Regions from separate parts of the Homo sapiens genome. Here regions 1, 2, 3, 5, 6 and 7 are each linked to region 4. The links are chromatin loops, found by intact Hi-C in ENCODE. Cell type or tissue: mammary epithelial cell. All regions are shown on one strand. Region 1 has its middle 67 kb from the start of LINC03076. Region 2 has its middle 41 kb from the start of SMIM30. Region 3 overlaps LOC107986837. Region 4 has its middle 20 kb from the start of HRAT17. Region 5 has its middle 300 kb from the start of SMIM30. Region 6 has its middle 170 kb from the start of SMIM30. Region 7 has its middle 220 kb from the start of PPP1R3A.

Region 1 (4,000 bases), 460 kb before region 4:
ACATGTATCAACTAGTCAAATATTTTAAAAATAAAATTGAATAATTAAGTTAAATAAGGATATTGTTTTTGTCAGAATATTCAAGTCTAATTTGTACTTCAAATACTTAGTATTAACTAATTTCTTTCCAACTTCATTTCTGCTGTAACAACAAAACCTGAACATGGCAGTGAATATGAGACCCCCTTGCTCTTGCTGCTTTCTGAACGAAGAAATTGGGGAAAATAGTTGCATGGTAGGAGGAATTACTGGAAATGAGAAATAAAACACATTGGATAATATTGTGAAATATGTACTTGTACTCTCCTCACTACTTCACTTTCCATGAGGATTTTTACGTGCTTTATAATATAATATTTTGAGAGAATGACCACATCTTTGGGTTTTCTGATTGGTAAATCTGTTCTAATCTGTGTAATTCACAAATATAAGAAGCTTGATAGAAAACGAGCTTGCTTTGTCTATTTTGTTCTTCCTATTTCAGGCTTTAGCTGACTAAAATGAAGATATCATAATGCAAGCACCAGATGTGACTAGAAAGTTGATAGAATTTAGAGCCAAGAAGAGCTCTAATCTTTGCTTTAGACTTGATTATTATCAACATATTTAAGGAGTTTGCTTTTGGAGGAGTGAAGTGATCCCACAAATTCCAAGCAGATAATTATAAAAACTTGTTAAATAATTAAAAAACTATTTAAAGATATTAGAAAGTATTGAAAAGCAGCTGAAAGACAGACAAAAGTTTAATCTCTGAACCAGAAGGGGTAAGAATTGTGAGTTTGTCTAATCCCCAGAATAACAACTGAGGAAAACTACAAAACATTGCTTAGATACATTTTATAAAATTACAATAAATGGAAAGATATACTGAATTTATGAATTGGAAGATGCAATAGAATTAAAATGTCAGTTAACCTCATTTATAGATTTAATAAAATCTCGCATATCCCAGGAGGCATTTTCCTTAATGGAAATTAACAAGCTGATTCTAAAATTTATATTGAAGTGCACACTACCCAGAAGAGCCAAAATAATTTTGAAAAAGAATAAAGTTAGACTCACAGTAACTGATTTCAAGATTTACTATAAAGTTGCTATAATCCAAATAGTTTCATTGGTGTAAGGATAGACATATAAACCAGAGAGTTCAGAAATAGACCGGTATGTAAACGGTCAAGTGATTGTTGACAAATGTGTTTCAGCAAATGCTGAAGCTATTAGATATCCATATGTAAAAATATCATTACCTCACGCCATGTAATTTTTTTTTTTTTTTTTTTTTTTTTAGAGATAGGGTCTCACTCTGTCACCCAGGCTGGAGTGCAGTAGCACAATCAAGCTCACTGCAGCCTTGAACTCTTGGGCTCAAGTGATCCTCCCGCTTCAACCTCCTGAGTAACTAGGACCACAGGGGTATGCCACCATGCCTGGCTAACTTTTGTATTTTTTGTAGAGATGGGGTCTCCCTATGTTGCCCAGGCTGGCCCTGAACTCCTGGCCACAAGTGATCCTCTCACCTTGCTTCCCAAAATGCTGGGATGACAGGCATGAACCACCATACCTGGCCACCATATAAAAATGTTAACACAAGTTGAATGATAGGTCTAAATGTAAGAGCTAAACTACGAAACTTCTAAAAGAAAATCTAAGAGAAACTATTTAGTCAAAGATTTCTAAGGTAAGACAAAAAGGACAAAGAAAATGGATAAACTGAAATTCATCAAAATTAAGCACACCTATTGGACCAGTCATCGATTGAAATCTACCCTTCTAGTCCCTGCTTTGTAATAGTGAGGTTGCATCCTATAAATATTTATTTGCCAGCTAGTGGAATGCTAGGCTTTGTCAGTAGAGGGCACTAGAGTAACACTGCAAGATGATAGCAACAGGAACTTTTGGGAGTGAAGAAAATGCTATGTGCTGTTAAAATGAGATAGTTAACAATTCAGCACCCTAATTCCCCAAGCCACATTTCAAGTGTTCTATAGCCAATGTAGTTCACGGCTACCACATTGGACAAGCCAGATACAGAATATTTCCATCATTACCAAAAGTTCTATTAACCTCTGCTCTATATCTATTGTGTTGATGGGGTACATGGCTGTATACATTTGTCAAAACCTATCAAATTGTTTGCTTAGAATGAGAGAATTTTGTATGTAAATTAAACTTCAATAAGAATTTAGCAAAGTGCTATTATTCTTTGATTAAACAGTCTCATCTAGGGTTTTAGTAATTTTCATCACTGAAACTGCACAATTGGTCTCCCTCTGATGCTGAGCGGAAGCTGGACTGTACTGCTGCCATCTCGGCTCACTGCAGCCTCCCTGCCTGATTCTCCTCACTCCTGCCCAGTGCCTGCGATTGCAGGCACGCGCCGCCAGGCCTGACTGGTTTTCGTATATTTTTGGTGGAGACGGGGTTTCGCTGTGTTGGCCGGGTCGGTCTCCAGCTCCTAACCGCTAGTGATCCGCCAGCCTCGGCCTCCCGAGGTGCCGGGATTGCAGACGGAGTCTCGTTCACTCAGTGCTCAATGGTGCCCAGGCTGGAATGCAGTGGCGTGATCTCGGCTCGCTACAACCTCCACCTCCCAGCCGCCTGCCTTGGCCTCCCAAAATGCCGAGATTGCAGCTTCTGCCCGGCCGCCACCCCGTCTGGGAAGTGAGGAGCATCTCTGCCTGGCCGCCCATTGTCTGGGATGTGAGGAGCCCCTCTGCCTGGCTGCCCAGTCTGGAAAGTGAGGAGCGTCTCTGCCCGGCCGCCATCCCATCTAGGAAGTGAGGAGCGCCTCTTCCCGGCCGCCATCACATCTAGGAAGTGAGGAGCGTCTCTGCCCGGCCGCCCATCGTCTGAGATGTGGGGACTGCCTCTGCCCCTCCGCCCCGTCTGGGATGTGAGGAGCGCCTCTGCCCGGCCTCGACCCCGTCTGGGAGGTGAGGAGCGTCTCTGCCCGGCCACCCTGTCTGAGAAGTGAGGAGACCCTCTGCCTGGCAACCGCCCCGTCTGAGAAGTGAGGAGCCCCTCCGCCCGGCAGCCACCCCGTCTGGGAAGTGAGGAGCCCCTCCGCCCGGCAGCCACCCTGTCCGGGAGGGAGGTGGGGGGGTCAGCCCCCCGCCCGGCCAGCCGCCCCGTCCGGGAGGGAGGTGGGGGGGTCAGCCCCCCGCCCGGCCAGCCGCCCCGTCCGGGAGGGAGGTGGGGGGGTCAGCCCCCTGCCCGGCCAGCCGCCCCGTCCGGGAGGTGAGGGGCGCCTCTGCCCGGCCGCCCCTACTGGGAAGTGAGGAGCCCCTCTGCCAGGCCACCACCCCGTCTGGGAGGTGTGCCCAACAGCTCATTGAGAACGGGCCATGATGACAATGGCGGTTTTGTGGAATAGAAACGGGGGAAAGGTGGGGAAAAGATTGAGAAATCGGATGGTTGCCGTGTCTGTGTAGAAAGAAGTAGACATGGGAGACTTTTCATTTTGTTCTGTACTAAGAAAAATTCTTCTGCCTTGGGATCCTGTTGATCTGTGACCTTACCCCCAACCCTGTGCTCTCTGAAACATGTGCTGTGTCCACTCAGGGTTAAATGGATTAAGGGCGGTGCAAGATGTGCTTTGTTAAACAGATGCTTGAAGGCAGCATGCTCGTTAAGAGTCATCACCACTCCCTAATCTCAAGTACCCAGGGACACAAACACTGCGGAAGGCCGCAGGGTCCTCTGCCTAGGAAAACCAGAGACCTTTGTTCACTTGTTTATCTGCTGACCTTCCCTCCACTATTGTCCTATGACCCTGCCAAATCCCCCTCTGCGAGAAACACCCAAGAATGATCAATAAAAAATAAATAAATAAATAAATAAATAAATAAGAAATTCTTGAGATTAAATAAATCTAAAGAGGACAAAAAAAAAAAAAGTTTGAGACCAGCCTGGACAACATGGTAAAACCTCATCTCTACTAAAATAGAAAAAATTAGCTGGGCATGGTGGTTCATGCCTGTAGTCCCAGCTACTCAGGAGG
Region 2 (4,000 bases), 140 kb after region 4:
CATCTATTTTACTAGTAATGAGGTGAACCTTTTTTCTTTTGTGAGTTGTTGGTTTATATCTTTCCTTCACATTTCTTTTTACCTTTTCTTATAGTAATCCAAAAGCATCTTACACATTTATATTTATCAGTTAAGCATGCAAGTCTTTTTTCGTAATACGTCAGTTGAAGAATAATTTCACTTGTTACGGTTTTCTGAGTCCATTGTCTCATGAGTATGTTACTAAGTAGTAAAATAACAAAACTGAGCAGCAGGGCTAAGAAGGAGGAGAAATACACAATATAGATAACCCATATGTTGCACAACAAATTTTAAATAGACACAAGTTGATTGTGTCTATTTAACACCAATTAGCTGGTCAGCTTAACTAATTTAGTAAAATATGAGATAATAATCACAAGGTATAATTTTTTACTTAACTGGAATGAGAACTCTTTAGGTTAGGGGCAGTCCCTTCTCCTTTTTGTATTATTAGTGACTAGCAAAGTAGTTGTGAAATTTGTTGAATAAAAAGAAAACCAGGCAAATCAATGGACTTTTGTTAAAAAAATAGCAACTCGTTCTTTTAATTATTTTTGAACATCAGTGGCTGATATCATACTCATGCAACAAATATGGTATTTTAGGCCTATAGTAATTCTTAGGTAGATGCATTTTTGCTGTTTTTGCCAGTTTTAATGAAGATATTTGTGACATAACTTTGTAAATTATCTAAGTATAACTGACTACTTTTTTACCAGCATCTCACATTAATATTTAGAATTGTCATTTAAAAATCATTATATTTTAAGTGCAAACATTCACATGGAATTTGAGGTAACTTCTTACCAAATGGACAGAGCTCTCTTATTGACCTATTTTCTTCCTCTTGAGAAATCCTTGAGAAATGATCATTCAATTGCCTAAGGAATGTCGTGAAGGCATTACCACACTAGAGAAAGCCCCATTTTCCTTAAAAAGTGGGCAGTTTTGTTATTCCAGGGTTCACTTTCAGTTCCTTTCACCTCATGACTCACGACATGTCCTCAAGTCCTCAAAGGATGTTAGTGACTATCCTTGAACCTCAAATTTATAGACTGGCTTCTCTTTTTAATTTTTTTAGAAAGGGCACTAGAAAAAGCCTATAGTAAGCTAGTTTAATTGTTGAAAATTTGGAAAAATTGTTGGATTCACATTAACCGCTTCAAAAGTAAAGTCAGCTAGACACAACTATGCTATTATCCCCGTGATATTGAGCTTAGCTCATAAATGCCTGAAAGTGAATTAATTTATTCTGTTCCTTTGAAAACATCTACTGAGCATCTACTATATGCCAGGTGGTGGGCTAGATCCTAGAGATTAAAGATAATTAAGGCTTAACCCTGCTATCCAGGGTCTCCCAGTCTAAAGTAATCATTGCTTTACATTTTTCATTAATGGCAAACAACATTTTCAAGCCAATTGCAAGAATAAACACAGATTCAGCTTAGGACATCGCCAGTTTTTGCACGTTCACTGCAACAGGACAGTGCTGTATGGAAAGAACAAAAATCTGAAATTAGATTGAATTTTAGAAATCTGAAATTAGATTGGAGCAGGTGCTGGGAAGAAATCCAGCATAGGAGGCTGAATTGATATCTAGAATCTCTGTCAATACGTAGGCAAACAGTCCTCTCTGGAGGCTTCAAAACAGTAATTAGTGAGAATATGCAATAAGAGAGAATTCAGCATCAATAATCTCAGATGTCAAGGCAGGCAGGCAGTTGGTATCTAAGGAGTTTGCCAGTAAATCTTCAAGTATGCAAGGCATGGCTTCAGAGCTGGATTTTGGGGGAAACTTAAATGCGGGTATGGTGGAAAGGGGAAAGAATGGAAAGTGTGTAGCAGGTTTCTAGTTCTAAGAATATTATTAAAGTAGCTATTTAGTCATAGAACAAGGCAGAAATCTGGTTAAGCAAACTGGAGCATACAGACCTCTAGGGGGAGCCCAAGGCTCTTTTCTATTCTTGCACCCTCCACATCCCCCTGCACTCCCCACTCCCATACCCAGGTACAGGTTTCACCGTAAGAAGGAATGTTGTCAGGGATAGATACAATTCGAAGGCCCTCTTTCCATCATAGTGCAAGAAGGTAGAACTTTCAAAAAAAATTTTTTTTTTAAAAGAACACAGATGGGCATGAATTACCTTGTTTCTTCCTTCCAGAATGATAAGACGTGGGCTCCTTTAAAGTAGCTATAGCCATTTTTTCTCTCTTCAGAGGCTTTTATCCTTCCATGGTCCTGGACCTAACCCTATTCTAGTTCCCCTCTTCCACCGCTGCCCCAATCAGCCATGGGAGGCACAGGGGGAATGTCTCTGCCCTGCTCCTTTTCATCTCCATTTGAGGTGTGTGGCCTCTGAGCACCTTAGGAGCTTCATCTCATAAGATGCTTTACTCTCTTTTCCTAAAGGACATAGCCTGGAGAGAATTCTGGCCAATGATGATATTCAGGTGTTTCTGAGTCCTTAATTCTATGTCATCATATTTCCACTCTTTAAAAGCATCCCTGCAATTTCTAACAGAACACAAGATGAGAATTGGGCCTTGGAAACAAGCAGAAGCTCAGTTACTAAGGCTGGTAAAAAAAGGCCAGGATCAGAGAGTGGCTTGATGCTTTATATACATTATCACTAATCATCACAATTCTGTAAGAGGATTTTGTGTGTGTGTGTGTGTGTGTGTGTGTGACAGGGTCTCACTCTGTTGCCCAGTTTAGAGTGCAGTGGTGTAATCAAGGCTTATTGCAGCCATGACCTCCCAGGGTCCAGTAATCCTCCCACCTCAGCCTCCTGAGCAGATGAGACCAAAGGTATGTTCCAACATGCCCAGTTAATTTTTTAAATCTTTGTAGAGATGGGGGTCTTACTGTGTTGCCCAGGCTGGTCTTGAACTCCTGAGCTCCAGCACCTTGGCCTGTCTTGGCGTCCCAAAGTGTTACGATTACAGGCATGAGCCACTGTGCCTGGCCAAGAGGAATGTTTTTACCTTACTTTACAGATGACAAAAGTAGGTTCACCTTACGGAACCTACGAAAGGTGCATGAAATTATGAATGGTAAAACAAGAATTTAGGCTTTAGTTTGATAATAAAGCCCATCCTCATTCTACCATTCCAGTGGACCTACTTTTGTCAAGATCACCAACAGCTTCTATGTTGCCAAATCTAATGGACCTGACTCTATCCGCATTTTGTTGGACTTGTCAGAAGCATTGAACAATTTATCACTTCCTTAAAATACTCTCTGCTATTAGCTTTTCTGACATCACACTCTTCCGCTTTTTCTCCTGTTTGCAGAGCTTTCCTTCTATCTTTGCAGTTTCTTCTTTTTTATCTGACTTCTAAATAAAAAATGCTTCAGGGCTAGGTTTTCTTTTCTAAACACTCTCCATAGGTGATCTCATCTAGTTAGATGGTTTAAATAGTATCTGATTACTTAGTATCTCTTCAGCCTAATATTTTCCCTAGCTTATGCTACTCCAGCCACCCTAGCTACCTCGCTGATATTTAAACATGCTAAGCATGCCTCTGCCACAGGGCCTTTGAATTTACTGTTCTTTCTGTTTGTGACACTTTCACTCATCAGATATGTGCACAGCTTGCATGTTCACTTCTTTCATCTTTGTGCTCAAATATCACCTCCTCAGAGGGACCATCCCTGGCTACGCTGTATTACACAGCACTCACTCCAACTCCAGGCACTCCTACTTTCCTTACACTGTGTTTGTTTTCATCAAAACCTTTATTACCATCCGATGCATTGTGAGCACATAGCAGGTGCTCGATAAATATATTTTGGATTAAAAAGTTTATTAATTAAGAACTCACAAATATCTATTTACAACTGAGGCTGCTCTCCTGGGCCACAAGTCCTAGAAGCCATGGGGTGTAGAAGTTAAGATGATGGGCTCAAGGGCCTGACTGAGTGGACTTGGTTCCCAGCTCTACCATTTACTACTTGTTTGGTCCAGTTACTTACTCT
Region 3 (4,000 bases), 99 kb after region 4:
CCTCTCCTTAAATGACCTGGGCAGTTGCTGCTAACCTTCTGTTATGCTACCTAGGAAGGAACCCATGGTTAACGTATTAAGAATCATTAAAAAATAATCAATTATTTTCTTTCCTTTTTTTCCCCTTCGAAAGCATGAGGTACAAACCAGAAGATTTAAAAAAATTTTAGGGTAGTCGAATTTTCTTTTCTTCACAGGTGTCTTTGAGCTTTATCAGTTTGTAAGCTAGAATTGTGTGTGTTGGGAAGGACTATAATAAGAAAAAACAAAGACTGAGTATCATCTTCAAGGGCCTGTTAGGACTTGGGAAAATGTCAAAATTAAAATTAAAGTTTGATATAGGATTTGTTCATATAACTTTTAAGATATCCTCTTTAAAAATTCAAAATTGATGCTTGTAAAGTTTCTTCCCCCTTCTCTTTAGGAAATATCTCTAAATACTCCTAAAAATAATAACATACAGCAAGCCAACCCTTCCACATACACTACCTTAGATATTTCTCATCTACCTAGGAGGTGGAGTGGAGAAATACTATTATTACATCCAATTAACAGACAGGAGATAGCAATTTAAGAGAAAATAAGTGACTTGCCCATTATGACATTTTAATTCTTGGAGAGACGTCTGTTAAATTCCACAGCTTGGACCCTTAGCCTCTATTATAGTACCACTGAAGAGACTGTTATGAGAGTCGCTGGCTGGGAGATGGGTCATATGCAGAAAATTCTCCTCCATTCATTATGTGCTGCAGGCTATATAGCTGCATTACCATTCCTATATCCAAGGTTGGAAATGGCATTTGATAAGCTGGTACAGAGCTAGAAAGCCCAGCAGGACACAGGTGCATGTGAGGTGTAGCTTCTGAGATTTCCTGGACCTGGCTAGTTGGCACAATTGGTATCACATCAGTTTTTCAAGAAGCTCCCACTTGCAGTCTCAATGCTGAGACAAAATATGAATACAGCCCATTTTCTCAAACTTCATCTACGTCCCTGCATTTCTTGATGGTTAGTCTCACTCCCTAGTTGAGACTGTTGGGTTAAGGTAGGAATAAACAATATGCTGGATGGGTGAAGAGGGGAAGGTGGATGTGGGAGATGACGGGACAAAAGTCTGTGAGTAAAATACCTTGAAGTAATCACTTTCCTGGTGTTTTATCTCTCCATCTCTGGAGTAGCTCAGAAAATTCCCTCTTTAAATATGCACCAAGACTTATACTTCTAGAAAGATGGAGTAGACATCTTTTTTCCTTTTCCTCCCACTAAATATAGCTAAAAACCCTGGACATTATGTATAAAACAAACATAGGATTCTGAAAGGCAGAAAGAAGGCACAACAGCTGGGTACCTCAAGAGCAAAGGAACAACAAAGTGGTGAGTTAGCTGGTTTTTTTTTTTTTTCTTCCTGTTTCAGATTGAGAACTGGAGAAGTTGGTAGCACAGAAAGGCCAACGGGCTTAGACCGAAAAAAAAAAAGGGTGGGGGGGTGGGAAACCAAACAAGACTATTCTCTCTAGTATTTAAAGGTATAGGAAAGGTGTAGCTTAGTGAAACAGAAAACTTTTAGAATTGTAGCCCCACTTCCACCATCAGCAAAGGTTGAGTGGAGTGCCAAGACCTCCACTTTCACCAGGCTGTAGATGTTCCAGGCTCCCCACTGAGGTATCACAGAAGGCTGGGTGGGGAGCTGGCACTTTCATCCTCACCAGTTGATAGTAAGAACCTCCCTCTTCTACGCTGGTACCCATGAAGACCATGTGGGTAGCCTGGACTCCACTCCCACCTGGTGGTAACAAGGCAACCTATCACCAGTGTCAGTGGAGGGTATAGGAGGAGCAGTCATGAGGCTTCCACCTGCATCTGGCAGGAAGGAGGAGGCATCCTCCCTTTCTACGAAGGAGTGGTGTCAGAGGAATGTTAAAATACAAAATTTAAATAAGAGCCACAGCCTTTTAAATATAATACCCAGAATGTCCAAATGTCAATAGAAAAATCATCATCATACTAAGAACTGGGAAGATCTCAACTTGAATGAGAAGACAATCAACAGATGCTAAACACCGAGGTGACAGAGATGTTAGGATTATTAAGGATTTAAGCAGCCATGAAAAGGTGCTTCAGTGACAATCACAAACATGCTTGAGACAAATGAAAAAACAGGTCTCCACAAAGAAACACAAGACACAAAGAACAAAATGGAAAGTTTTGAACAAAAAATACAACAGCAGAAACGGTGAACTTAAGCATACAATACTAGAAATTACCCAATCTGAATAAGAGAAAAAAAGGACTGAAAAAATAAATAGAGCCTTAGGTATGCATCAGACTATAACAAAAATATCTAATATTGGGTCCCTGGAGTCCTAGAAGAAAAGGAGAATGAAAGTGGAGCGAAATTTTTGTAAAAAGAAAGAATGGCTGAAAATTTCCTGAATTTGGGAAAAAAGAATAAAACTGTAAGTCTCAGATACCGAGTGAACCCCAAACAGGATAAACCCAAAGATATATCCATGCCGAGATATATCACAAACTTCTAAAAATTAATGACAAAGAAGAGTTATGAAAGCAGTTAAGAGAGAAATGATGCAGGAAATGTACTGATTTTTAGCATTAGAGAACTAAGCTGGTTACATTAAAACTACAGAGAACAGAAATATAAGTATTTGCAAGGACCTTAAATTCTTCACTTGATCTCAACTATTTTTAACTCAACTCAGTGAGCTAACATGCACAAGGCATTTACTAGATATCTACAAATTGTGCTGGGCATCAGAATATTTGCTAATGCCATTCTTGCTGTAACTGCTCCACAGCAGGTGTTATCCCTCATAGAAAATCAAGGAATTTTAGAATTGGAAAGATCCTGGATGGGCTTCAGCTCTGAAACTAATCTAAAAATGTCAGCATGCATGGGAATTTTCCTAAAGAAAAAGATGATAGCTTTCATCAGATTCTCAAAGGAACTGGTGGCCTAAAAATGTTAAGAGCCACCATAAGGGTTCTGTTCTTTTCAGGCAAAGCCATATAATCCAACCTAAATAGATGAGAAATGAGGCTATTTTTAGAGGAGGTGTTCCCCCATCATATCCATCAAAATTCCTGCATGCCACCTCAAGACAATTCTCTACTTTTAAGGGGAAAATAGGGAAATGGCAGTTTTCTAATTCTTTCTAGGCACTTTTGGAAATACACGTTGACCAAAGAATGTTTGCCTATAGTCTTATTTTGAACATTTTAAAAACAGTACCTGGAGGTGACTAAGTGACTACTGCACTGTGATTTAAAATGTACTTTAGGTTTGATTTCTCCCATCCCAATGGAAAAGTTGACATGCAAGGAAGCCGCAGCAGCCTTTCTACATCAGCACCCAATGGGCTGGAGTATAAGAGATGACAATTGTTCTATAACTTGCATCATTCCTTTTTCCTTCTTTAAAACACACAAAAAAATGCAGGTACAATCAAGCTATATTAATTATGAAATGTTTAACTGCCAATTAATTTGAATAAAGACTGTTAGTGCTTCCTCTAGCAAAAAATCGAAACAGCTGTGACAAAAACAAGTGCATTCAGTTTCCATGTCTTTATTCTGTGATGCTTCTTCACTCCTTGTACACTTTAACCAAAACTTTCATGCAAGCCAAGTCAGCTCACTCTAGAATTACACCATAAACAGGACTTTAGGTTGCTAGTGCCTGTTTTTGGATAAAAAATGAGGCTCCCAATGTCATCTGGAGAGCTACAGATTGGAAAATGCATTTTAGGAAAAAATTTCACTACTTACCTCCAGTGTGACCCTAAAGTTTGATTTCCTTAGACTACTTTATGCTGGCTACAACTTGAGAATCAAATGAATCACTGAGGACCCTTGTTAGACATGGAGTTCCAGGCCCCATCTCACAGCTATACAACCAGGAGAAAGACCAGGGAATCAAAAAGTCTTATCAAGTGCCTGGAATGATTCTTGGGCTCAAGCAAGTTGGCAGTCTTCTTAAATTTGT
Region 4 (4,000 bases):
ATAAATCTTGTAGGCTTTCCTCTCTCTTCTTTCATTCTTTTTGCCTCAATCTGGGCAATTTCAAATGCCAAGTCTTCAAGTTCACTGATTCTTTCTTTTGTCTGACCGAGCCTGCTGTTGAAACTCTCCATGGAATGTGTCAGTTTAGTCACTGTGTTCTTCAGCTTCAGAATTTCTGTTTTGTTCTTTTTATGGCTTCTATCTCTGATGAACTTATTTCATGTATTGTTCATGTATTGTTTTCCTGATTTCATTTAGCTTTGAACTGTTTTCTTGCAGCCTTCTGAGCTTCTTTACAATTATTTTGAGTTTTGAGTTTTTTGTTAGGCAGTTCACAGATCTACATTTCTTTAGGGCCAGCTACTGATGCTTTAATTTATTCCCTTGGTGGCATCATGTTTCCCTGATTACTCATGATCCTTTTGGCCATATGTTGGTGACTGCATATTTGAACAAGTAGAGACCTATTTCAATCTTTGTAGACTGGCTTTGGCAGGTAAAGCCCTTCACTAGTCATCTTATCCAGAGGTTCTGGGAAAGACTGTCTGGCAGAGTCTATGGGTTGGGTCCATGGGCAGCAGGTTTATGCTGCTAGGGTTTTGGGCAGGCTAATCTGATACAGATCAGCTGATCCAGGTGGATGGACCTGGAGCTTGGGTCCACAGGAGCTGGCCTGGTGCCTGGGTCTGTGGGGTCAGGCCTGGAGCTTGTCTACTGGGGTGTGCTTGGAGCCTTTTACTAGGGCAGGTCTGGCTCCTGGGTCCATAGCAGCTAACCTGGTTCTGGGGTCCACTGGGGTAGTCATGTCCCCTGGGCCCATGGGGTGGGCCTGAAGCTTGTGTCCACAGGAGCTGTCTGAAGCCTGGATCCCTGAAGATATGGAGGCTGACATGGCACAGGGGTGGTTCTTGAACCCTGAGTCCATGGGGGCTGGCCTGGTGGTGGGGTGAGCTTGGAAGGTCTCAATTTCCTAACTCTTTTTTCTAATTCCCTTTGCTTCAATTTGTTAATTAAAGTAATAACTATAATAATAGTGAGTGTTTTACTAAATGTTAGACACAGTGATGGGCCTTTAAAAACATTGTCTTGTTTAATCATTATAATAAGTTCATAAAGTAGGCATTATCCAATTTTATGGATATGAAAATCATATCTCACAAAAGTTAGATAATCTGACTTAGGTTACCCATTCACCAGGTGGCAGAGGTAAAATTCAAATTTATCTCTGATTGACTTTTATTTGTCTGAAACTCTGAGGATATTTTTTGATGCAGACACTTAGGTTTTCTTAGACTAAGTTTATATGTGACTATGAATTAACTATAGTTAGAGGGTTTGAGATTTGATTTTGGGAAGTCATTAACTATAGTTAGAGGGTTTGAGATTTGATTTTGAGAAGTCATTAACTATAGTTAGAGGGTTTGAGGTTTGATTTTGGGAAGTCATTTTCTTTAATTAATTGTTTTAGTATTGGTTTCATTGTTAAAAGGATGCATAAACTATTTGACACAATTTTCCAGGATGATTTTTGACAGAAATTTAGTCTACCTCCATACTGACTGAATTGGGCATTTTTGACAGCTTCCAATGGTCACATCAGATATTGAGAGCATTAATATAGAGAAGACAACAGGAAGGAAAGAATCACTGGCTTTATATGAAAGGAAATGTACACATGCATATTCCTTGAAAAAGATTAACATTCCATGCTACATTTGCCACCAGAGGGAGTCATATGAATACCATAACATATTGTCAAAGGAAAAGAATAATTATTAACTATTTTCTTCCAGTTTCATTGATATTTTAAGTAGCATTCAGAATCTGGTAGAACTGGTGCGACTATGGGAAAGAACTTAAACATCTCCTTTAATTAATTAATTGATTACATTGATCGTAGTGTTGGGTGAAAAACAGAAGAAACATGTTGCTTAAATTAGTAACACAGGGTGAAAGAAACAACCTAATATACACATTCCAGATTTTGGCAAATGAGCTTAATGTTATGATGAAACTAAAAAATCAAGCTGTGATTTCATTTGTTTTAAAAATAACAATCTACTATTATCAAAACATTGCTTTAAAAATCCTGGAATCAACAAGTTCATTCATGTTTCATTAAGCATATTTTATTTTACTGTTATATTGCCTGTATCAGGATGACTGAAATTGTTATTGTCAGTAAATAAAATAAAATAACAAAGGCTATTTTATGCACCTGTGCTCTCTGAAACCCAGGCCAAGATTTTCTCAATTGGCATACTAGGGGAAAATGTGAATTATTTAGTAGCTGGTAGGTTTGTACTCCAGTTTGCTTTATACCTAGTTTTAGAACTGATTAGTTAATAGCATTTACAGAAAACTTCTATATACATAGCACTAAATTGTCCATTAAAATCGAGATTCAGTAACAGTTAGAAAATGAGTTCTGAAGTGATATTTATGCTTTTATATAGTGGTTTTCAAAATGTGATCACTGGATCAGACCCACCATGATTACCTGGGAACTTATTCAAAATACGAATTCGTGAGTCTCAGTCCAGACCTACTAATTCAGAAAGATCAGAGGTGGAGCCCAGCAGTCTGTGTTTTGACAAGTGATTCTAATTCACACTTTAAGTTTGAGAACCACTGATAATCTCTTGAAAGTAAGTCCAGCAACTTAAGAGAGTTGGAACATGTACTTTCTATATTTTATTACAGCAGTTATTTTCTTATGGGTAAATTTTTTAAAATGTATTATTTAATTTAAAAATTTAAATGAATGATCATGGAAAAGAATGCTTAAAAAGAATAACTTTTTGTAATATCGAATAGACATACAATAATTGAATTTATAAATAATAAACACATGTGTTTGAGAGGCAAGAGTAAACAATATTTACTTATTGTTAAATGAGAGAATTTGTTTTTTCCCCCTCTCGACAAGTATTGCTGCATCCAGAGATAACAATTTACTGATTTTTACATTTACAATTTTGAGATTATATAATTGTTTAAGAACTTTAAAAGAAGATGCTTTAAAAAAGCAAACTTTACAAGGTTAAAGTGAGATTTGCCTAGGAAACTAGAAACAAGGTTAGTATTATGAGATGACTTGATACTTTATGTGCTTTTGTATTGTCTGAATTTTTACAAGATGTATTCATTACAGTGGAAAGTATACTTCTATTAAATAAAGTGTTTTAAAATTATATTTTAAAGTCTAGTTGCAAGCAAGTAACTTGAATGTGACATAAAATAAACCTGCTTTTTTTTAACTTTGGCTGGCCCAATAAGTACTGAATTGCTGATATGATTATTTTGTAACATGTAGGTTATTTCAGATACAGCTAGTCAAGTACAGTGCAATCAAATTATGAGTAGATGGCCCAGTCGATTTTTTGATTGACCTACATGCATGCCATTGATTTCACTGATTATTTAGAATGACCGTAGACATTGATGGATAATTTTGTTACAGTATATTAGGTATAAGATACAAAATAGTAAGCACCCACAGAAAATATAACTGTAAACATTTAGTTGAAGCCCTTCCAATTAGATTGCCACATCAAACTAAAAACACCAATTATTTGCGTTTCCTTAGATACAAAGAATAATGTCAAGATATTCCTTCCCCTGTTTGCAAAAAAAAGTAAGGTTACATACACATTTGTTGAGGATGGGATTGAGAGGTGACAGCGTGCTGGCAGTCCTCACAGCCCTCGCTCGTTCTCGGCGCCTCCTCTGCCTGGGCTCCCACTTTGGCGGCACTTGAGGAGCCCTTCAGCCCACCGCTGCACTGTGGGAGCCCCTTTCTGAGCTGGCCAAGGCCGGAGCCGGCTCCCTCAGCTTGCAGGGACGTGTGGAGGGAGAGGCGCCAGCGGGAACCAGGGCTGCACGCGCGGCGTTTGCGGGCCAGCTGGAGTTCCGGGTGGGCGTGGGCTTGGCGGGCTCCGCACTCGGAGCAGCCGGCAGGCCCTATCGGCCCCGGGCAATGAGGGGCTTAGCACCCGGG
Region 5 (4,000 bases), 410 kb after region 4:
TTGATAATATGGAGATGATGGGTGGCCTTAACCAGAGTAGACTGAAAGCAGTAGTGTGAGTGGATTCAAAAGAGAATGGGAGGGAGATGAAAATGTGGAAAATGAACAAAGACAATTATTTTGAGTGGTTGTGTAATTAGAAGCAATAAAGTGGAATTGTGGAGAGAGTTTTAATCTTTCTTTTTTAAAGAAAGGAGTTATTACAGTAGTTATTTTGTGAGGATGGGAATGATAGAATAGAGAAGGAAAAATTAATGATACAAATGAGAGAAGAGATAATTGCAGGGGCAAAGTCTTTGAATATACTGAGGGTGTAAGGGATGCAGGGCAAAAGTCGAACTATCTTAAATCTATGACAAAGGGGTATAGTTGTATAGCAAAGTTAAAATAAGGTAAAAATAGAAAAAATGTAGATAACATATATTAATATATCTAAAAAAAGTTTACCCCTTTTTAATAAGTACATTAATGAGGAAAAAACACATTTCAGTTAAATGATGGATAACTGGATAAATTATGATACATTCACAGTAATATTTGATAGTTTGAAGAATGGGTGCAAATATGTAATAACGAATTTAAAATTTTTAATTTCTTTACTTTTTCTTTATTTCACAGTGGGTATTCACAGGTGGGATTATAGCATATTACATCCCTTAACTCCTGAGCTCAAGCCATCTTCCTGCCTCAGCCTCTTGTGTAGCTGGGACTGCAGGCACACCCCACCACACTAGGCTAAAAAATTTGTTAATGTTTATTAATCATCCTAAGTTGAAAATATCTAGACTTCTGGGACACCATTAGGAATAATGTACTAAAGCCTGGAATACGTAACAGTGGCTTTGAGGATGTTGACCTCTTACCGTTAGTTTTGTCTATTCCTGAAAAATAATTCAAAGGCGATTCTTTAAAATTAAATGGGGTTGGCTAATATTGATTATTAATGGGAGAAAGAGGAGGGAAAGGTGGGTAGAATGGGTTTCTTTGTAGTCTGACTTATTAGAGGGGAAACTCTTGGAACCAGTGAATGATTTGCATGCACAGTTTCTCGTGATCTAGGCAAAGAAGGAAAGGACAGCTAGCATGTCAATTCTATGACGCTGCAATTTGGAAAAAGAAAGGATGATATGCTAAGATTTAACTAATATATTGTAAATTCAGATCTTTCAGCCAAATGTTTTCTCAGTAATAAAAGTGTCAATTAGGTATGTTTTTTTTTTTACACAGATTGAATTTTTGACCACTTTATTTTATTTGCTCTCTTTATTCCAGTGTAAAATTCCAGAAATGAGGGTATATTCCAGGTGGGTGAACTGCACAGTACTTATTGTATAGTTCTCCTTGTTTAATAAAAAGTAAACTTTTTAAAAGGTACTGAAAGTTTTTTGTATATCAAGAAAATTAGCCGGGCATGGTGGCTTACGCATGTAATCCTAGCACTTTGGGAGGCCCAGTTGGACGGATCACTTGAGGTCAGGATTTCAAGACCAGCCTGGTCAACATGGTGAAACCCCATCTCTTTTAAAAATACAAATTTTAGCCAGGCATGGTGGCACATGCCTGTGATCCCAGCTACTCGGGAGGCTGAAGCAGGAGAATCATTGAACCTGGGAAGCGGAGGCTGCAGTGAGCTGAGATCATGCCACTGCACTCCAGCCTGGGCGCGACAGAGTAAGACTCTGTCAAATAAAGAAAAAGAAAAAGAAAATTAGCCCCTTGTTTTGCCAATATTTGCTCTCACTTTCTAAGTTTGTCTTTTGACAATTTATAATTTTTTTGCTTTGCAGAGTTTCTAAGGTATCATTTTCTCAGGCTATATTCAGGTATATAAAAAATTAAAAATAACATTTTCCTTCATTTCTGAGTACTTCAATTTTGTTCATATTCTTGGCATTCCTCCAGCCCTTCCTCTGTTTCACGTGATAACAGGTGAACTGCATTCACTCCAGTGTAATTCCATCCATTTCAAGTTTAAACAAGGTCAACTCAGGATTTCCTCTACTCCTCTACCTCTATTTCTCCCTGGGGATACTGTAAATTCTGGGTGTTCTCTGAGGGTCATGGTGTTGGGGGAATATGATTGGTCCCTCAGCTGGGTTCTGCTCCTGTTTGCATCTGCTGAGCTGGCCATTACACCCACCGATGATTGGCCTCACTAAAATGGCTGTGTTCCCCAACCCCGTGGCAGCCACCTGCTGGTTTCCTATTGTTACAACCATCTGCTGCCATCTGCTGGTGTATGCTCTTGTTACAACCAATGAGATCTCTTCAGGTCCCATAGGTCTCTCTCAGAACTTACAGCTGTGTACTTTTCAGGGTAATTTCATCTTCTCCTCCGTTGCTCTCTGGAGCTACAGGAAATTGGTGGGATTGCCTCAGCTCTCCTACTTCATCTTCACTGGTCCCATGATGCTGTGATGCCAGTCGCAACTCCTGTGAAGGACCTTCCCTCCTGGTGTTCCAGACAAGGATGGGGTACAAGTCTCCTGTCACTCTTAGATCCCCAAACCTCCTTCTCCTACCTTTGAGAAAATTTTTATTTCCTTTTAGATAGACTAAAACTGGCTCAGAGTTATCTCCCATAATTTTTTGGTATTTAAATTGGGCCACAGAAAGGCCAAGAACCTGACATAATTATCTTTGACTAACATGAGGTGTCTCTTCACTTTGTATCAATGAAGACTAGGTTCAGTTCTCATGCTTAAGTTAATACTGTAGAGAAGTCAAAGGGAACATAGGAAATAATCTGCCTGCTCATAATTGATATCATTATCATTCTGTACCCATGTTTACATAGTGGGATTTATCTGGCCTCCTGCTGCTGCTTCTGGTTTATGCCACAGTTATTTATTCTGAGGCCTTTTTTACCTAAAGATTTTGCAGAATTTCAACATATTTTCTTCTAGTACTTTTATAGACTCAATATTTTAAACATTTAAATCTTTGACTAGCATGGTATTTATGTTGCAGTGAGATGGGAATGCAGCTTATTAATTTCTCAAAATGACACAGCTACATAGCAGTTTGGATTTCTTGGAGGAAGATTAAGCCTGAAGAACTACTCAGAGATGCCGAAAATATTCATTAATTTTATGACTGGACCTATGAACCTGTCTTTAGAGACAGAGAATTTGCTCTCGACTTTGACTGCCTATCAGAACACCTGGGAGCTTTAAAAAAAATATTGATAACTGGTTCTCAACTCCTCCTGTAATTGCTCTGGGGCATGTCATGATTACAAAAATCTTCCTGGATGATTCCAGTACACAATCAAGGTTGAAAACTTGCCCATGCACAGTCAAGATTGTTTTTAGGGCAAAAGAGAGCGTGAGTGAGACCCATGTGATACCTATTTTCCCATGGAGTAATGTGGAGTGTGCATCCCAACACCCACAGGTCTTGTTGAAACCCAGCTTGCTGGACCCCTCTCTCAGGGTTACTGATTCCCTAGGTCTGATGTCATGCCTAAGAAATTTATTTATTTGATCCTTTTATTTGGACAGAAATTATCAGCAGTCACATTTATACTGGTACCTATCATTTCCCCATTGGAATTTTAAAAGATTGTAAATGAAAACAATTCTATATGCAGAACTTATTTATGTATACTCATTCTTGTTTAAGAGATGATTTAAGGGGAAATAAAATAAAATATAAAAAGGAAAGGTGAGAAAATTTGAACATATGTAAAATAATACTTGAAAAGATAAAATCAAAAGGATAATATACATATATACATAAGCTGATGTTGGACCATACATTTGGCTAAGTTTTCTAGCAGTGAACATTAAGCAGAGAAAGAAAATCACTGTAAGATTTATAATGTGCCCTTGATAAAACTAAGCCAGTAGCTTCAGATAAAAATGCTTACTTTGTCCTGGCATTAGAGGAAAATCTTCTCTGTGTTCTTATAAATATGATTCTATACAACATTGGGAATAAAATCTTCCCTTATCTTTATCATTACAATGATCCTAGAAATTCTACTGATTAAAGTTGA
Region 6 (4,000 bases), 270 kb after region 4:
TTATAAGGACATATGTCATTATGACATATCTTAATCTTGATTATATCCACAAACATTATTTCCAAATAAGGTCACATTCTCAGGTACTGGAGGTTCAATGTATCTTTTTAGCAGGTATAAATAATTCACCTCACAACACCTTCAACTCACAACACCTTGTAAGCAAGAAGAAACTGAAGTAATATATTTGAAATGTTGAAAAAATACCACCAACCTTGAGTTATATATGCAGTGAAATTATCCTTCAAAAGTGAAGGAAATAGTTTCTCAGGCAAACAAAATTGAGAGAATTTTTTTGCTAGCTGTCCTGCCTTGCATATAATGTTTAAAGAACGTTTTCAGGGACAAATAAAATGATATAGGTCAGAAAGTCAAATCTATGTAAAGAAAGGAAAAACACTGGACAAGGAATAAGTTAAAATAAATTTAAATATTTTCTTTTCCTTTATTTTAACTAATCTAATAGATATGTCACAGCCAAGAGGAGTCTAAGAGAACACAATGAGTAAATGTAAGGTGGTATACTGGATAGGATCCTAGAAAGGAAAAGGACATTGGGTTAAAACCAAAACACTGAATAAAGTATGGAATAAATCAATATTGGTTTATTAATTATAAAATGTATGCCATACTAACGTAGGATATTAATAATAGGGAAAACTGGATATAGGAACCATAATACAAATAAAAAATACAAAAATACAAAGATACAAAAATGATACAACTCCTTGTATTATTTCAACAATTTTTCTGAAAATCTGAAACAGTTCTTAAATGAAAAGTTTATTTAAACAATATTATAAACGAAAAATGCCAAAAAAAGTGATTAAACAATGCAAAACAAAATACCTTGATCTAACAGGAAATTTAAGATTTGACAGGTAGGTAAAAGACTAAATGGAAACAGAACTCCCAAGATTCATTATGATTGCTGTATTAGAGGAATGGTGCCTTATTTTCTGGCAAATTCTTTTCATGTTAGAATGACATATGGAGAATCTGCCTCTCTGGACCTCTTGTGTATCTTGCTCAATGGTCCAAAACTGTAAGACCTTCTGATACGGTTTGGCTCTTTCTCTTCTCTCAAGTCTCATCTTGAATTGTAATCCCCATGTGTCGAGGGAGGGACCTGTAATCCCCACATGTTGAGGGAGGTAAGTGTTTGGAATATGGAGGCAGTTTCCCCCATGCTGTTCTCATGAGAGTGAGTGAACTCTCACTGGACCTGATGGTTTTATAAGTGGTAGTTTTTCCTGTGCTTACACATGCTCTTTCTCTTGCCTGCCACCATGTAAGATGTACCTGCTTTGCCTTCTGTCATGATTGTAAGTTTCCTGAGGCTTCCCCAGCCGTGTGGTACTGTGAGTCAATTAAACCTCTTTCCTTTATAAATCACCCAGTCTCTGGGAAATTCTTTATACTAGTGTGAAAATGGTCTAATATACTTTGGCTGTTCTTTCCTTAAGCCACTTCTTAGAATTGTTAATGCTCAAGGCAATTTTGAAATGTGAGGTAAAACATACACCAGGTATCCCTTTGGACAAAGAACAGTCTTGCTTTTTGCTCAGGGATGTCAAATCTTTTGGCTTCCCTGGGCCCCATTGGAAGAAGAACTGTTTTGGGCCACACATAAAATGCACTAATGCTAACTATAGCTGATGAGCTAAAAAAAAATCGCAGAAAAACCTTATAATGTTTTAAGAAAGTTTACAAAATTGTGTTGGGCCACATTCAAAGCTGTCCTGGGCTGCATGTGGCCCACGGGCTGCAGGTTGGGCAAGCTTGCTCTAAAATCAATGGATTCTCTAAGCTCAAGCTTCCCTTATGCAGCATACTCCTGTGTGTGCAGCTCCACCTAGCTCTCCTTGTTGCTCTGTGCAATTTTGGGTTCAGTGAAACCAATACAACTATGATGACAATACTTCTATTGTTTGTGCTGCCTTAAACTTCTTCTCTGTGACCAGGAGTCTTGCATTCTTCTATTACCTTCCATAGGACTATGGAAGGCTAACTTATTAGCTTGTATAGTATTTTGGTGGGAGTCCTCCTCGTTCTAGCCCTCCTTAACATCATCAAACTTATTTAAGTAGCATAAAATCCCAAGAGAGTTTATTTCCAGTAATTTCTTCTTTGAAGCGCATTGTATTTAGTTCTTTTTGCTTACTTTTTTCCATCTTTTTGGTTCACTGTATCCCATTATTTCATTCACTAATTTTCTTTTCAGCTGTTTTTATTGTGTTTGTTTGAACTGGTTAAATATTTAACATCAACAATTATATTTTTCTGGAAATTCCATTTATTCTTCTTTCAAATCTGCCAGACATCTTTTAAAAAGCCTCCTGCTCTTTATGTTTTGAACTTCATCCATTACATTTTAAAATACTTTTAAACATATTTAACATTTTGTCTCTAACAATTTTAATATCTGAATTCTTTGAGATTTGATAGTATGTTTTCTCTGCTGCCACTTCCTTATGGTGCCAAATTTCCTCATGTGTCTTGTAATTTTGGAATGTAAGTACCTATTTAAGTATGTCTGATGCAATTATCTAACTTGAGATAATTCCTCTAAAATGTATTTACATTTGCTTCAGTAAGGTTCCCTGGGGCACCTAAAGTCTGTGACCCTTGAAATTAATTACCACGGTCTGGTGCAGTGACTCATGCCTGCAATCCCAGCACTTTGGGAGGCTGAGGTGGGCAGATCACCTGAGGTCAGGAGTTGGAGACCAGAATGGCCAACATGACAAAACCCTGTCTCTACTAAAAATACAAAAATTAGCCAGGTGTGGTGGCACATGCCTGTAATCCCAGCTCCTTGGGAGGCTGAGGCAGGAGAATTGCTTGAACCCAGGAAACTGAGGTTTCAGTGAGCCGAGATCATGCCATTGCACTCCAGCCTGGGTGACAGAGCAAGACTCCATCTCAAAAAAAAAAAAAAAAAAAGAAAAGAAATTAATTACCACTAACATATCTATTGCTAAAATACTCAAGGGAGGCCTCTTCCACACCCACCCTGGGCCCAAAATTCACAAGGAGACCAAATAGATTTCCTGCTCTTTACTTTTGCCAGTAGGTAGATATTTTTCCAGTTTATCATTTCATTTTGAGATTGTAGCTTTGAGAGTTTCCACCTTACCCTGGCTCAAATCATTGCCTCTGTTCACTTACAGGCTATTGTACTATCATCTGCTCTCTTTCTTCTATTGTACATATGGGACTTTCCTCTTATCCATATTTTATAGTCCAGACTTGGAAGTTTTACATTCCATTCTTATTCTTTTGGTGGTGGTGTTATCCTTAAATTTTAATATGCATACTTAACAATATCGAAAACTGATCAATCTATTCCCATTTAGGATAACAAAAACACATTAGAATATTATAACTTTAAATATTCTTCTATCTTCCATGCATTCTTATTTAGCATTTAATTGCTATCATTTTTATTAAATTTTTGTTGAAAAAATAATAGAAAAAATTAAACATCTTCAGTTTCCAGAGCACTTAAATTTTACAAAGATTTTTATAAAGAGAACACAGGTGTGTAATCACTACTCAGATCAAAAATATAATATTGATGGCAGCGGCGCCCTGTCTGAAGTGACTGCTACCATGATACCGGCTGCAGTAGGGGAGGTGCAGCCAGGGCTGCACTCCACAGAGCCGGTGGGATCCCCACCTGCCCCCTTCCAATTTGGAGGGGCAGAAGCTCCACCCTTACAGGCAAATCTGCAGCTGCCCAGCCACGGCTGTGGACCAGGCATCACTGTGCTCTCAGGGGCCCAGGAAGTCCCTTGCCCCTGCAGGCTTGAAAGTGTCTGGTCCCGCTGCCTGGCCTCTCCCTGCTCCCAGGGTCCACTCTTATTTCAGAGCAAACCTGTGGGCGAGCTTGGGCGCTGTCACACCCCAGCTGGGTGTGTGTGTGCTCAGGGCGATGCTGACATACCAGCCCCTTGCCACATCAGCATCCTCTCGACTTTGGGTGCTGACCAGCATT
Region 7 (4,000 bases), 680 kb after region 4:
CTGTTTCATAGGTAGCAAATGTATACATGAGTTTGGAGAAATGCATCTACAAGACAGACCTCAAGATTGGTCTGTGGTTGCTCTGCAGAGGATGGGACCAACACCTGTCCAAAATTTGGTTTGGATGTGGAAACTGATTATACCATGCATGATACATACACCAAGATGGTGTGAATAAATTTATTATGTACATAATGGAGCTTTCTGGGGAGAGCAGGGCAGGCTCAAAAGAAGATATGAAAATGACTCAAGAGAGCATGGAGGGTGCTAGCTCTGTTTTTATTGTAGTTACGGTGTAAAGATAGGAAGAGGATTCCTCTGTGTGGGTTGAACTTGCCATATCCAAGTTTCCTTACTGGTTTTCCCAGATGTTGGGCAAAAGCGGAAGAGACTGGGGGGGCTTAAAAATGGTCACAATCAAGTATCAAAAACAGTCTGACTCTTTTGTAAATTAGCTATTTGATTTGATATTTAAAAAATACAATGAATAGAATAAACTAAGACATTTGGGAATTTTGCTTTTATATATATTTTCATGACTGTGTGTGTGTGTTTAAACAATACCCATAACTAACATTTATGGAGACACTCCTCTGTCTGCAGGACACTATTTCTTTACGTATTATCCATGTGATACTACATTTGTAATGATCACATGAGTTTACTATTTTTAACCTTATTTTTCACATAAGGAAATTAAGGTCCCAAGACGTTAAGACACTTGCTCAATGTCATATAGCTAAAAGTGGTGGAGCTAGGGTTAAAGTCCATTCATGTGGCTCCAGAGAGATACTCCTAACCACTATGTGTATACCTAGTGGCTCTAAGCTTTAGGTACATACAAATCTATCCTCATCAAAGTTCATGTGACTGGACTAACCAAAATTTGTTAGAGCATAGTCTTAGAGATCACATCTTAAGAATAATTAAGAAATCACACCATAATATTACTCACTCCAAAACTAAGAGATTATATAATGCAGTCATTAAAAGTTTGGCATTAGAAAGACCCAGGTTTCTAATACAAAAAAAATTAGCCAGGCGTGGTGGCACGTACCTGTAATCCCAGCTACTAGGGAGGCTGAGGCAGGAGAATCACTTGAACCTGTGAGGCGGAGGTTGCAGTGAGCCAAGATCAGGCCACTGCACTCCAGCCTGGGCAACAGAGTGAGACTCCATCAAAAAAAAAAAAAAAAAAAGAAGGAAAGAAAGAAAGAAAGAAAGAAAGAAAGAAAGAAAGAAAAAGAAGAAAGACCCAGGTTTCCACCTGGCAAGTACTTTAGTATTTTCGCCTGGCATTAAAGATTCATTAATGTCCTTACCTTGACTGCCCAATTTGAGGTTTAACATCTCTTGGCATTAGTTAAGTGGTTTCCCAACAGTAGCGCCAAAGTTTTAGGAATTTTGCAAAAACTACCCTTAAGAGTGTAAAAATTACATTTGCTATTATAACTCGCTGTAAGTAGATTTTACTTGCAGTTTTGAAACGACTTTTGAAGAGCCATACGCAGGAAAAAATAACTTTATAAAAGCGAGTTGTACCTTTCTATCCTGTAGGAGAAAATAGAGGATTACTTCTTTTTTAAGTAGCTCATACAACCCGAAGCAAAGGCTTACAGAGTCACAGAACCATTTTTGTCGACTACAGTCTTAAATAAAATCTACTGACGCTATGTCCAACCAACAGGATCAATTTAGTCATTTTTTAAATCTCCATTTTAAAAATTGACTTGATATATGGTTAAAATAATTACACGATCAGCAGTATTTTCTATCTTGCAGCCTGGAATTTTGTCATTATAGCAGATCCTAGGAATTGTGCTATTTTGTCTTACCACTGGAATAAAATAAGTTAACGTTGATTTTGTGTTCTATGTCCTCTGAGTTTGTACTGCACTGCCCTCTGGAGGATAGAACTCATCATAGCGCATGCATTGTAATTTTAGGAAAAATCTTACACTCCTCCACAAAAACTGTGCTTCAAGAATGTTTAATATTTTAATTGGCATTATTGAGCAATGTTGTTGGTTTATGTGAAGTATTTTAACTTTAAATAATTATGCATTTTAAGTGTCTAAATTTTTCCCTATCTTACAATAATAATTTGAACTCTGAATCTATCAGATTTACTTTCCTAATACTGTTTTTCCTTTTTATTTTGAATATAAATGGGATTTCCTATTTAAAGAATAGGTATTTTTTAAATTCACTTGCTATTAGTTTTCATACACCGTCAAGGTTAGTTCTTTAAAAATGTACATATGTACGGTGTTTTACTCTGTTTTCACACTGCTATAAAGACATACCTGAGACTGGGTAACTTATAAATAAAAAGATTTAATTGACTCACAATTCTGCATGGCTGGGGAGGCCTTGAGAATCTTACAGTCATGGCATAAGATGAAGGGGAAGCAAGGCACATCTTATCACAGGGAAGCAGGAGAGCGAGACAGAAAGAGAGAGAGATGAAGGGAAATTGCCACTTTTAAGTCATCATATCTCATGAAACCTCCCTCACTATCACGAAAACAGCATGGGGGAAACCGCCCCCAGGATCCAATCACCTCCCACTAGGTCCCTCCATCCACATGTGGGGATTACAATTCGAGACGAGATTTGGGTGGGGACAGAGCCAAACCACATCAAATGGTTAGGTTATAAAAATGAGCTATTAAACTATTTTTAGGGAAAACAAATCTATTGAACTTGACTGTTAATATCAGTGAAACCAAGAAAGAAAGATGGAGAAAAATATCTTTTAAGCAGATCTCAATTACTTTAAAATACATCTTGTAATTTGAAAGTGATTGTTTTTTAAAAGTCACTGTCACAGAAACAAACTCAGGGTGAACTTCATGAGATACAATTTGTGAAAAATGACAGTAACAGAATTGACATTGGTCTGTATGAACTTGGTGTAACCACAGAAGTTATTTAATGGTTGTGTGTGTGTGTGTGCATGCGTGCTTTAGGCAGGCACTCCAAGATTTCTTTGGCTATGACCTTTGGGCTGAGAAGTAGATTAATTTAACCAAAAGAACATAGGAATCTTTAGGATTTCTTCTATTTTCCTTCTTATTCTTATCTAGATTTTTTTCACTAAACAAAAGCATATACATGCTGACCTCAGACTGCTAACTAAAGTCTCATACAGGCAAATTTTCATGTAAAACTTTTAAGTTGCCAGTCCAAATCAGGATGAGTGACCAAAAAAGATGAAGCAAAAATGTTAAGTGTTGCTTACTCTTATAGCTGTTTTCAGCTCTTATAACTTTAAGCCTATTCTACATTGTCCGGTGTCAAGATCTAAAAGTGAACAAATCACTTTCTTTTTCTTTTCTTCTTCTTTTTTTTTTTTTCCTGGGCTCAAGCACTCAAGCAATCCTCCCACTTCAGCCTTCCCAGTAGCTGGAACTACAGTTGCATGCTACCACGCCCGGCTAATTTTTGTAGAAACAGGGTTTCACCATGTTGCTCAGGCTGCTCTTGAACTGCTGGCCTCAAGCAATCCACCAGCCTCGGCCTCCCAAAGTGCTGGGATTACAGGCGTGAGCCACTGAGCCCAGCCCAGATCACTTTCAATTTGCTTTTCAGCTATAATATAGGCACAGTCCAAATAGCCAAGTAATATAAACAAATCAAAACATGAGAATCACTTTCCAAATGATATTGCATGCAGGAGGTAAGATTTAAGAGAAATCAGGGAGTGAGGCAAGAAAATAAAAGAGGGAAGTTCACTTTTTTATAATTGTACTTTTATTACTGGGTTAGTCAGATATTAAAAATACATGTTAATTTCTAAACTGACAACCTAAAATCTACAGAATTGTGTTAAAGTATTGCTTTTTAATATTTATTAAATGAATAAATGGATTCGTTCATTTAATAACTATTAGTTTATTGAATGTCAGATTTGTGCAAATTATGGTGCTGTTTACTTTGATTATCTAAAATAGAAAACACTCTGCTTTGATATGTATGACTTAAAATCTCTATTCAT

The links. A loop is a pair of places that touch in the nucleus more often than their neighbours do. Peaks named below come from ENCODE experiments on the same cell type or tissue, not always from the same donor. Only the 100,000 strongest peaks of a DNase experiment are listed, where the experiment ranks them.
Region 1: a loop joins it to region 4, with 17 times the contacts of the local background. A loop is called at or near these places in 8 of 110 quality-filtered maps.
Region 2: it touches region 4 in a loop (6-fold over the local background); 9 of 110 quality-filtered maps call a loop at or near these places.
Region 3: it touches region 4 in a loop (3-fold over the local background); 6 of 110 quality-filtered maps call a loop at or near these places.
Region 5: a loop joins it to region 4, with 10 times the contacts of the local background. A loop is called at or near these places in 51 of 110 quality-filtered maps.
Region 6: it touches region 4 in a loop (24-fold over the local background); 23 of 110 quality-filtered maps call a loop at or near these places.
Region 7: a loop joins it to region 4, with 12 times the contacts of the local background. A loop is called at or near these places in 23 of 110 quality-filtered maps.

Annotation. Positions count from the first base shown.
Region 1 is chr7:112,548,789-112,552,788 of GRCh38, forward strand. No RefSeq gene overlaps it. Among named protein-coding and RNA genes, the nearest start is that of LINC03076, 67 kb to the right of the region's middle. In mammary epithelial cell, a CTCF peak has its summit at 1,852 (motif pointing right); a DNase peak (open chromatin) is centred at 1,873.
Region 2 is chr7:113,157,981-113,161,980 of GRCh38, forward strand. No RefSeq gene overlaps it. Among named protein-coding and RNA genes, the nearest start is that of SMIM30, 41 kb to the left of the region's middle. In mammary epithelial cell, a CTCF peak has its summit at 1,962 (motif pointing right); no DNase peak of the experiment used is centred here.
Region 3 is chr7:113,112,342-113,116,341 of GRCh38, forward strand. All of the region lies in intron 2 of LOC107986837, which reads left to right. Among named protein-coding and RNA genes, the nearest start is that of SMIM30, 4.2 kb to the right of the region's middle. In mammary epithelial cell, a CTCF peak has its summit at 1,791 (motif pointing left); no DNase peak of the experiment used is centred here.
Region 4 is chr7:113,013,489-113,017,488 of GRCh38, forward strand. No RefSeq gene overlaps it. Among named protein-coding and RNA genes, the nearest start is that of HRAT17, 20 kb to the left of the region's middle. In mammary epithelial cell, a CTCF peak has its summit at 1,728 (motif pointing right); a DNase peak (open chromatin) is centred at 453; H3K27ac peaks cover 787 bases.
Region 5 is chr7:113,419,695-113,423,694 of GRCh38, forward strand. No RefSeq gene overlaps it. Among named protein-coding and RNA genes, the nearest start is that of SMIM30, 300 kb to the left of the region's middle. RefSeq lists an enhancer at 1,923-2,445. In mammary epithelial cell, a CTCF peak has its summit at 2,224 (motif pointing left); a DNase peak (open chromatin) is centred at 2,227.
Region 6 is chr7:113,287,491-113,291,490 of GRCh38, forward strand. No RefSeq gene overlaps it. Among named protein-coding and RNA genes, the nearest start is that of SMIM30, 170 kb to the left of the region's middle. In mammary epithelial cell, a CTCF peak has its summit at 1,858; a DNase peak (open chromatin) is centred at 1,871.
Region 7 is chr7:113,696,889-113,700,888 of GRCh38, forward strand. No RefSeq gene overlaps it. Among named protein-coding and RNA genes, the nearest start is that of PPP1R3A, 220 kb to the right of the region's middle. In mammary epithelial cell, a CTCF peak has its summit at 1,908 (motif pointing left); no DNase peak of the experiment used is centred here.